2 separate regions of the Homo sapiens genome follow, and region 1 is linked to region 2. A link is a loop called in an ENCODE intact Hi-C map of the cell type or tissue named here. Cell type or tissue: body of pancreas. All regions are shown on one strand. Each heading gives the region's core, and the rest is flanking DNA. Links, peaks and the distances in the headings are about the cores only. Region 1 has its middle 80 kb from the start of CNKSR3. Region 2 has its middle 99 kb from the start of SCAF8.

Region 1 (5,384 bases), core at 244-5,243, 44 kb after region 2:
CTTTCACTCAACTCTTTGCCCTAGGTTTTCCGAGTTCCTTGATTACCTTTGCTTGGGGTGGGAGATGGGCCTTCCTTATGCTTTAAAAAATTACCTATTTATTTTTCAGACGAGTGCAACAAGGATTTATTAAATGTAATTATATAATTTATCTGAAGGTTCCTCGAACACATAAATTGTAGGCTAAACTCTCAACCATAATCTCTAGGGTGTTTCTCAAATTCTTAGGTTTTACTGGAATTCACGGGAGTTCCATCGTATAAGCTTCTCTGTGGAATAAATGGGAGAAAGGCTTGCAAGCAGAGGTAGAACTCCTGCTGAAGGTGGTTAGAAATTGGGATTTATATTGACAGCACAGACACCGCCTGGGACTGCGCCTGGTGAGGCAGGAGATCTGGTTACTCTAGCAGTAAGAGTCTGTGACCTTCATAAAAGTAGAAAGCAATGTGCCCAGTTCACCGTCTGCGTGTGTGTTAGAGGCATAAGCAAGGTTCTCAAGGGTAAAGAGAGCCAGATCTGAGTTTGCTGGCTGAACTTACCTTACATGGTGCTGGGGAGAGAGCTGGGGGAGGGAAGGCAGGCGGGGATTACTCACAAGGATTCAGAGTCCGCCCCATGACATAGATTGATAGCTCCCTATGGGGCTTTGGTGAGCCCTACACCTTTTAAAATTTCACATAAAGCTTCGACTGGAGAAGCATCTGAACCACATACCAGCAAATCTCTGGACACGGCAACACATTCAGACTCTTCTATTTGAGGAAAACATTGGCCAAAACAAGTAGGGCTTTTCTTCAATTCAGCTTCCTAGTGGTCATGATCTTTGCAGCCCAGAAAGCAAAATTTAAGCAGACTTCTTTTGGTGACTTGTTTTGTTTTGTTGTTTTAAAAATGGTATAATTATTTTTTAAAGCTTGTACTTCCTTTTTGGCACTCTTACAGAATTGCCACCAGGCCTAAGAGCTAGAATGGGAAAAGAAAGAGTAGGTGACAGTGTCACAGAGATGCGAATTAGGGAAAGGTCTTCAATACGGAAATATCTTTAATATCCTGCCTGGCTACGACAGTGACAGGACCTTTCTTGGATAAGCTCTCATGAACCTACGATAATTAGGTTTTATTACGTCATATTGAACAGCCTTTCCTAATACGGCAGCCTTTTCCTAATGCGGTGGTGCTCAAGGCTCTCCCTGATTTTATTCCTGCTTATCTCTCTAGCCCTGTCTCTCAAACTCGCTTCAGTCATAGTGTATGTTCTAGATATATTCAACCTCTTCTAGTGCTCTTCCCCCAACGCCCCACATAGAAGTCAGTAAAGACATTAAGAAGAGTTATTTTAGATCTCCAGTTCCTTTTAATTGCTATCTTCTCTGTAGAGAATGTTCTTCCTTTGACCTCACTCCTTCTCTGGTTTTAACTCTCAGTGGTCACTGCTTCCAGGAAGCCCTCCCAAACTCCCTCTCTTACTCCTCCCCAGGCTGAGTTAGGATTCCTTCTCTTTGCCTCCTTAATATCTATGTAGCTAGAACTTTGCGCTATATTATTTTATAACTACCATATACATTCATGAGTGGATGAATCAATGTTTGTCACCATTGGACTAAAAGCAAATTAATTTTTTTTTTGAGACAGGGTCTGGCTCTATCACCCTGGGTGGAGTGCAGTGGTGTGATCTCAGCTCACTGCAAGCTCCACCTCCCAGTCTCAAGCCATCCTCCCACCTCAGCCTCCCAAGTAGCTGGGACTACAGGCACGTGCCACCACTCCTGGCCAGTTTTTTGTATTTTTAGTAGAGATAGGGTTTTGCCATGTTGTCCAGGCTGATCTTGAACTGGTAAGCTCAAGTGATCTCCCTGCCTCAACCTCCCAAAGTGCTGGGATTACAGGCGTGAGCTACAGTGCCTGGCCTAGCAAATTAATTTTCTTAATGTATGAATTTCATCTAAACTTTATGTTTATTTTTTTTAAACATTTAAAAAAATGTATCCCTACCACGGCTCACTACAACTTCTGTCTCCCTGGCTCAAGCAATCCTCCCACCTCAGCCTCCCAAGTAGTTGGGACTGCAGGCACGAGCCACCACGCCTGGCTAATTTTTGTATTATTTGTAGAGACGGGGTTTCACCATGTTGGCTGGGCTGGTCTCGAACTCCTAAGCTCAAGTGATCTTCCTGCCTCGACCTCCCAAAGTGTTGAGATTACAGGTGTGAGCAACCATGCCTGGCCTAAACTTCATTTTTACGTTAGATTACAAAATAATAACTGTATGACATTAAAAAATTTAGAAAATTATGCTATTTAAGGAGTCACCCACTAAACAAAGGCATTCCTTCTCTAATGTTCCAGATTCTCCATTTTATCACCACACTCTTTAGAGACTTTGCTCCAAGTCTGCAGTAAACTTAAGCAAATTTATTGCTTAGAAGTCAAAGTAGAAAGTTGTTTACTGCTGTATCTCTAAAGACTAACACAGGCCTGACATACAGTGGGTGTTGAATAAATGAAGCTTTATCCCAGTTTTTCTATATGTGGTCCCATTTCTCTATTTCCTTTTTTTTCATTTTCATTTTTTAAAATCAAAATGCCAATCTGTAAGAATGAGGGAGGGGCCTTCAGAGAGTACTGTCTCAAAGGTGATAAAAGTCAACCTTTGGGAGACCACTGGTGCATTTGAAACAGTCACAGACTTGGTTTCCAAACCAGCCCTTTCCCACCTCCTCACTCAGAAACAAACTGGACTTTAATGGTTGGCACAGTGAATGTGGAGTAGGTGTTTCCAGGGCTCGATAAAATTGCACATGAACCTGAGAAAACAACTGGTTGACACATTTCCAAGAAAGACAGGTGTGCAAACGATTCCTGCTGAGCGTAGGTGCGATGCTGTTTACATTACTACTCTTGAGCCCAGCTTTGCTTTCCCATTTCCTCAGAGTAAATATGTGCACATATTAGATATAAGCAGATGCATGGAATTTACATGCAACTGTGTTATCAGATCTGAGTAACACAGGTTTTGTTGGCCCCACAATAATGGATCTGTATTTAACTCTCAGTTTATTACATGTCAGCTTTAGTTTTCTTGGAAATGAGAAATGCATGTATTTGAATGATTATTTTAAAGGAAAATGGTGATAACATAATGAATAGGAAGTGTCGCTTCCAAACTGCTATTAGTGGGCATACAAGGTCATTTTTTCCAATGTCCTTTTTAATTAAGCAAACACGGAAAGTATTTGAACAGCATCTTTATTTTTGAAGAAGTGCGTCATCTCAATTAGTGGAGGTCTGTAAATACTGAGGGAGAAAGTGGTTAGCAAAGTTCAAATATATTTTATTTTTCAATCTTCTGAAATATTGATGATTATTATATGTTCAAATGGTAAACTTTAAAAAATCATAATTCCAAAAGCTGGACATTAGGACTTAAAGTTTATAGAATCTGTTCCACAAATTAATATCACTAAAAAATTTAGCAAAAAGCAGGGTAACCTACCTTTTGAATTTCTGAATGCAGGCAAGAATGTGAAGCAGTCTGATCTATTCATTAAGCGCACATGAGTGTAATTATTTTTAGCTGTACAGATAAACCAATGGAATTTGAGATGGCTAGAATATTCAGGCTAGATTTCCTGCTTAATTATTCAAAACACAAATGAATACCCAAACAAAGGAAGATGGTTGTGATTATATCATTCAAAATATAATAGGGTTGAGTTTTGTCAAAGTTTTCTTCTGTAGAAGTCCAAAACTTGGGAATTACCAATTCAATGTACAATAAGGAGGTATCATTGGATAAAATCCTTTCGTAGCTATCCAAGGCTGAGGCACCTCTGACTTCTGATTATACATATATTGGACATGTTAATTACAGTGCCTCCTGTCATTTTTTTTTAAACAGTAGAAAACACACTGGCCATAGCCCCCTGCTTAGTGAGGCAGTATCTGACTTAGCTGTGCAGGCATGGCTTCTGATGGGGCCAACATTAAGCATCAAACCCAAGGTCAGATGTGAAGGTTTTGCCCTATAGCAGGTTAGTAATGAGCTAAGCCAACCTGATAAATTTCCTTCAAAACGGTTTCTCCTTCTTCTTCTTCTTCTTCTTTTTTTTTTTTTTTTTTTGAGATAGAGTCTCACTCTATCGTCCAGGCTGGAGTGCAGTGGCATGACCTCGGCTCATTGCAACCTCTGCCACCTGAGTTCAAGCAATTCTCCTGCCTCAGCCTCCCGAGTAGCTGTGATTACAGGTGCCTGCCACTATGCCCAGCTATTTTTTGTATTTTTAGTAGAGACGGGGGTTTCACCATCTTGGCCAGGCTGGTCTTGAACTCCTGACCTCTTGATCCGCCCGCCTCGGCTTCCCAAAGTGCTGGGATTACAGGCATGAGCCACCGCACCCGGCCCCAAAACTGTTTCTTGGGGTGTAAGTCCCCAAATTCCTGGGGAATACAGAGTAGATTCACAGAAAGATGGGGCAGGCATAGAGAGCAAAGCAGTGGCGCTTTGAAAGAGAGACCACATAGGCTGTAAGAGAAGTGGAGAGGAGAGTTGTCTCAAGTACTACTTAGTATTCTCATAGCTTTTAGGCTCTGGTACCCACCTATATTTATAATACATCCCCATTTTTATTAAGGTGGCCTGAGTAAATCTCTGCCCTTGGTAATCAAGGGTCTAATGACTGTACTCAACAGATAAAAATTAGCTGCATAAAACCCTACAGCCACTGAAGAGAGAGCACTTGCTAAGTAGAGTCTCTTAATAGAAGGATAAATGGAGAAAAGAGACAGGCTGGAAGTGCTAACTCCTTAAAAGCTCCAAACAAATGCCAGAGACTCTCCCCAGCCAATTCATGAGGGCCTCATGAGACAATAACCATATTGAGATCAACAATCATTGAAGAGGAGGTTCCTAAGATAATGAAATAAAAGTTCTAGCAATTATTTGTTTCTGTAAGAATTCCCTTCCCCATAATAACACATTTGGTCAAAAAGCTTTTGATTTTTTGGAACTGCTATTTAAAATTTCAAGTACCTGGGTATAAATTAGAGGTACTAAAGATTTAGCTCACATTGACAGTTTCAAACAGATAATTAACATATATTCCTTTAAAATTATTATTTTCTGGAAGGCAGTAAATATGCACTTGTAAAATCTTTCTTTGTGAAATGTACAAAGAAATATTTAATCAATGCTTTGCATGGTAACAGTGGTGGTAGATGAAGATTACAATGAGAGTGTAGATAATTATGAAGAAGAGCATAATTTCTGTCTTTTAAGTAGAGAACCAATTTGGCTGTCTAAATTAGAGCTATTGCCTAATCTGTCAAATCAAAAGCCAGAATGACAAGGGGATGGATATTTTGTTAATGGTGTCATAGATGTGTGC
Region 2 (5,384 bases), core at 94-5,093:
GGAGAAGCACTGAGTGCTCAACAGCCTGGTTCCCTGTCCCTGGAAGCAGTGTGTCCTGAAGCCGCATGCCTTTGTCGCTGATGTGGTGAAGTGCTTCCTGACAAGGGTGCTGTCTCTGCAGGGAGGTGGGTTTACAAGTGTGTGAACTGAACTCATGGCCATCGGTACTTGGAGGTGGACTGGGGCTGCAGATCCAAGCTGCCTTCTCCAATCTGCTGTTGTCCGTAATAAAAGCGTCCATTTTAATATCTTTCCTCCTGACTTTGTGTCTCGTTCTCGACTGGGCTCATTCCACTCCGATTTCAGATGGCCATACAATGCCCAGCCACTGGAATATGCTGCTCCTTCTATAAGGCTTAGGAAGCATGTATGTATTGCCCTCACAGTGAACAGATTACACTGCTAGAAAGAAAAGATTTGCTAAGTATTAGGGAGGAGAAAAAGGAGAGCAAAAAATATACAAAGAAAAACAAGAAAAATAAAGGAGTTTGTCTTAGCTCCAGCTGCTATAACAAACTACCATAGCCTGGGTGACTTTTTAACAATGAACTTTATTCTCTCACAGTTCTGGAGGCTGGGAAGTCTGAGATCAGGGTGTCAGCACGGATGAGTTCTGGTGAGGGCCCTATTCTGGTTTATAGACTGCCAACTGCTCGATAGGTCATCTTTCATAAGGGAACTAATTCCATTTATGAGGGCTCCACCCTTATGACCTCCTTTTTTCTTTGAGATGGAGTCTTGCTCTGTCACCCAGGCTGGAGTGCAGTGGTGCGATCTCGGCTCACTGCAACCTCTGCCTCCTGGGTTCAAGCGATTCTCCTGCCTCAGCCTCCTTAGTAGCTGGGACTCCAGGTGCCCACCACTAGGACCAGCTAATTTTTGTATTTTTAGTAGAGACAGAGTTTTGCCATGTTGGCCAGGCTGGTCTCGAACTCCTGACCTCAGGTGATCTGCCCGCCTTGGCCTCCCAATGTGCTGGGATTACAGACATGAGCCACCACACCTGGCCTGACTTAATCACTTCCTAAAGACCCCACTCCTAATGCCATCACACTGGGGGTTGCGATTTCAACATATGAATTTCAAGGGGTGGACACAACATTCAGACCAGAATAGAGTTAAACATTGAAATGCTGGATTCAGGCATTCAGCTGCCTGAAGTTCTCAGTAGTACTGCTGTCCAAAAAGTCTACAAAAAGGTGGCTTTATTATTTTTTCTGATGATACAAGTAATACTCATGAAGAAAACTTGAGCAACAGAATAGTATAAAGAAAAAACTGAAAATGCACCTAAAATCTCCTCAGTAGGGTGCCCACTAAATGTTCTGTGAAGGATTCTTCAGAGAAGGGACTTGAGAAAGTCTTCCGGAGTCCTGGAAATGTACTATATGTTTATCTTGTTGGCAATCACATGTGCATATACAAAGTAAAAATGTATCAAGCTGAATACTTCAGATTGGTGCACTTTACTGCATTTATTTTATATGTGTTAATTAAAAAATACCCCAGATATTTCACTCTCTGTGTACAGGAATAGAATTAAATTATCCATACCGTTTTGTTAAGTGTTTCCCAAGGAATCATATATTATGGGACATTTACTCATACATCTTTGTCTTAGATAGGGATATTTGGTGGCAAGTTTCAGAATCTTACTACAGCTATGCTATATAATCTGAATTTTTGTGTCTCCCCACCCCGAAAAAATTCATGTTGAAGTCCCAAGCCCCAAGATGATGATATTAAGAGGTGGGGCCGTTAGAGAGGTAATTAGATCAAGGGGCCAGAGACCTCACAAATGGGAGTTTTTAGGGCCCTTAAAAAAGAAGCTCAGTTGGCCGGGCACGGTGGCTGATGCTGGTGGATCATCTGAGGTCAGTTGTTTGAGACCAGACTGGTCAACATGGTGAAACCCCGTCTCTACTAAAAATACAAAAAATTAGCCGGGCGTGGTGGCGGGCGCCTGTAATCCCACCTGCTTGGGAGGCTGAGGCAGGAGAATTGCTTGAATCTGGGGGGCGGAGGTTGCAGTGAGCCGAGGTCGTGCCATTGCATTCCAGCCTGGGCAACAAGAGCAAAACTCCATCTCAAAAAAAAAAAAACAAAAAAGGAAGCTGAGGGAACCTGTGTGCCCCTTCTACCATGTGAGGACTCAGTAAGAAGACACCATTTTATTTATGTATTTATTTGAGACAGAGTCTGGCTCTGTCACCCAGGCTGGGGTGCGATGGTGCCAGCTTGGCTCACTGCAACCACCACCTCCCTGGTTCAAGCGATTCTCGTGCCTCTGCCTCCCAAGTAGCTGAGATTACAGGCACCCGCCACCAGGCCTGGCTAATTTTTTTTTTTTTTTTTTTTTTGAGACAGAGTCTCGCTCTATTGCCCAGGCTGGAGTGCAGTGGCGTGGTCTCGGCTCACTGCAAGCTCCGCCTCCCAGGTTCACGCCATTCTCCTGCCTCAGCCTCCTCAGTAGCTGGGACTACAGGAACCTGCCACCACGCCCGGCTAATTTTTGTGTTTTTAGTAGAGACAGGGTTTCACCCTATTGGCCAGGCTGGTCTTGAACTCCTGACCTCAAGTCATCCGCCTGGCTCAGCCTCCCAAAGTGGTAGGATTACAGGCATGAATCACTGTGCCTGATAGAGAAGGCACCATTTATGAGAAAGTGGGCCCTCACCGGACACCAAGTCTGCTGGTGCCTTGATCTTTGACTTACCAGCCTCACGAACTGTAAGAAATACATTTTTGTTGTTTTTTTGTATACACCTAGTCTATAGTATTTTGTTGTAACGACCCCAACAAACTAATACAAGCTAGTTTAAGAAAATAGAGGTTTTAGGGAATTAATCTAATAGGCGTTCTCACAACATCTTAGCCTGATTTTATTTCTTATTTTTTCTATTTCTTAATTATCTTTTAACAAATCTTCTGAGCCTTCTCCAATTTATCTTTGAGGAAACTTAGGATTTGATGATGATCTCAGGGTAGCTTCATGGTTTCCATCAGGCTGTTTGCTCACTGAAAAGGTCATTTAATGAAGTTTTGATAAACCCATGGAGTTCGCTGTGTGCACAGTCTGTACTGCACAATATGGCTATGCCTGCGAAGTGCAAAGCAGGAGGGTAAATATCAGAGAGGGTGACTGTGTCTTACCAACACATCAAAATTGTTTGTCTAATTATGTGGGCAAATGGCAAAAGTACATTTGTTACTGTCATTGAAATTCATCCAGTGAGTATTGGATTGAAAATCTAATATGTATGACATTGTGATGGATTCTGGGGATACAACAATGAACGTGACGTTTATACTGATCCTCAGTGAGCAGGGTCCAGAATAAAGTGGAATGCAGAGTCTAGTGTAAAGTGAAATGCCCCTGTTGAAATAAGTTCCCAAGTTGGCTATTTCTTGAGTTTCTGCTTGGCAACAGGTGAGGGCTGCACCAGGGTAATCTCACTGACCATAGTGGTAGATGCCAAAAAGGAGGGAGATGAGTGGAGGTAGAAAGAGTGCAGGAAGGTAGAGGACTGGAAACCAAGCGAGACATTTGGAGGATGGCATAAGGTGACATGGGCCAGTAGCAGATCATGAAGCCAAGCATTGATGCTAGAAATTTGAGACTTGGGTGAGAAAAAGAAGTGAATCTGGGGTATAAGGTGATAAGGAATTAAAGTCCTATAAGAGAGTATGAAGAGTACAAAGGAGTAGGGATGAAGCCAAGGTAACTGCTGGCATCTGAGATAAGAGTGTCAGCGTGGCTGGGCTCTGGTGAGGGCCCTCTTCTGGTTTACAGACTGCCAACTGCTCATTAAATGATCTTTTATAAGGGCACTAATCCCATTCATGAGGGTTCCACCCTTATCACCTCATCACTTCCCAAAGGCTCCACCTGCTAATGCCATTACATTGGGGGTTAGGATTTCAACATATGATATTGAGGCTGAATACATTAGGCTTAATGGCCAGGGAGAATAAAAGAGAGAATAGACACTAAAGATGAAAAAAATGTGCATAGTAAATGTGGTGGTACTTCTGGAACCAACAAGAACCTGGTTAGGTCTAGCTGTATCATAACAGCAGACCAAGATAAACTGTGTTTGATTGTTTTAAGTACCACATCTATTGGGATAAAAAAAGATAGAAGGTTTAGTTGCTGGGTACTGGATACATAAACAAGGTTAGTCATCCCTTCCAAACAAAATATTGTATATTCTGGTATTTTCCTAGGCACCCACTCCTGTCCACTTAGGTTACATCTTGAACAGAAATGACAAGAAACTTGAGTTTTTTCACGATCAGGGTATAATTGCTACTGAAGATGGATTAAATATACAACATAAGACCGGGCATAGTGGCTCATACCTATAATCCTAGCACTTTGGGAGGCCAAGGCAGGCGGATGGCTTGAGGTCAGGAGTTCGAGACCAGCCTGGCCAAGATGGTGAAACCCCATCTCTACAAAAAATACAAAAATTAGCTGGGTACGGTAGAAGGTGCCTATAATCCCAGCTACTTGGAAGGCTGAGGTTTGAGAATCACTTGAACCTGGGAGGCGGAGGTTGCAGTGAGCCAAGATTGTGCCACTGCACTGCACTCCAACCTGGGCTACAGAGTGAGACTCTGACTCAAAACAAACAAACAAACAAAAAACATAAAATACATCAAAGTACAACTCAGAGTTAATGGCAGTTTGTGGGTGGTCTGGTTTGTTAATTGTTGTAGAATAAGTCTGTTACTGTCAACATGAAAAATGTGAAAACCAAACCAAAATCGTGGTCCAAAATAGGATACTTAATGCTGATCATTAAGAATGAGAAAGAGCATTTGAAGAAGTAAAACACAAGTTGATGACTCTCTGGTGAACGTTCATGTTTAGTATAATGGTCATGGACTCTCTTCTCCTAACCCCTAACCTGATATCTAAGCCAAATACCTAGCATGAAAGGGATGCTAATAAGCTGTGTTGAGCTTGATCCCAGTGGAAATTTCATTTCTATTGTTTCTTAGCATAAGTAGATTTATCTTGGCTTCCATTGTTCAAGGAAATGCTTTGATTCCTGCATTCTTTCCAGCCAAAGGCACAGGGAAGAATTCCAGAGTAGGAAGCAAACTGTGTGTGTGTCTCTGTTGCAGACTTGGACACGTGTTAGGAATTTTCAATTCAGAACTGATGTGGGAAAATGGAAGACATCTTATGATGAAAGAAGCAAGTAAAACCCAGAAGCCTGCCTCTCCAGCCGGCTCAGTCAGGGCCAGTGATACTGAAGTTTTAACTCTGTTGCTTTCGGTGTTCCATAGATGAAACACATGCATTTTAATTAAATTTCTCATTCACAACATCTTATCAGAGATACAGAGAAAGAGATAAAGAATGACTGGTAGAT

The links. A loop is a pair of places that touch in the nucleus more often than their neighbours do. Peaks named below come from ENCODE experiments on the same cell type or tissue, not always from the same donor. Only the 100,000 strongest peaks of a DNase experiment are listed, where the experiment ranks them.
Region 1: it touches region 2 in a loop (2.2-fold over the local background); 1 of 110 quality-filtered maps calls a loop at or near these places.

Annotation. Positions count from the first base shown.
Region 1 is chr6:154,588,450-154,593,833 of GRCh38, reverse strand. No RefSeq gene overlaps it. Among named protein-coding and RNA genes, the nearest start is that of CNKSR3, 80 kb to the right of the region's middle. In body of pancreas, for the core only: no CTCF peak of the experiment used is centred there; DNase peaks (open chromatin) are centred at 433 and 2,853; H3K27ac peaks cover 3,608 bases.
Region 2 is chr6:154,631,960-154,637,343 of GRCh38, reverse strand. No RefSeq gene overlaps it. Among named protein-coding and RNA genes, the nearest start is that of SCAF8, 99 kb to the left of the region's middle. In body of pancreas, for the core only: no CTCF peak of the experiment used is centred there; no DNase peak of the experiment used is centred there.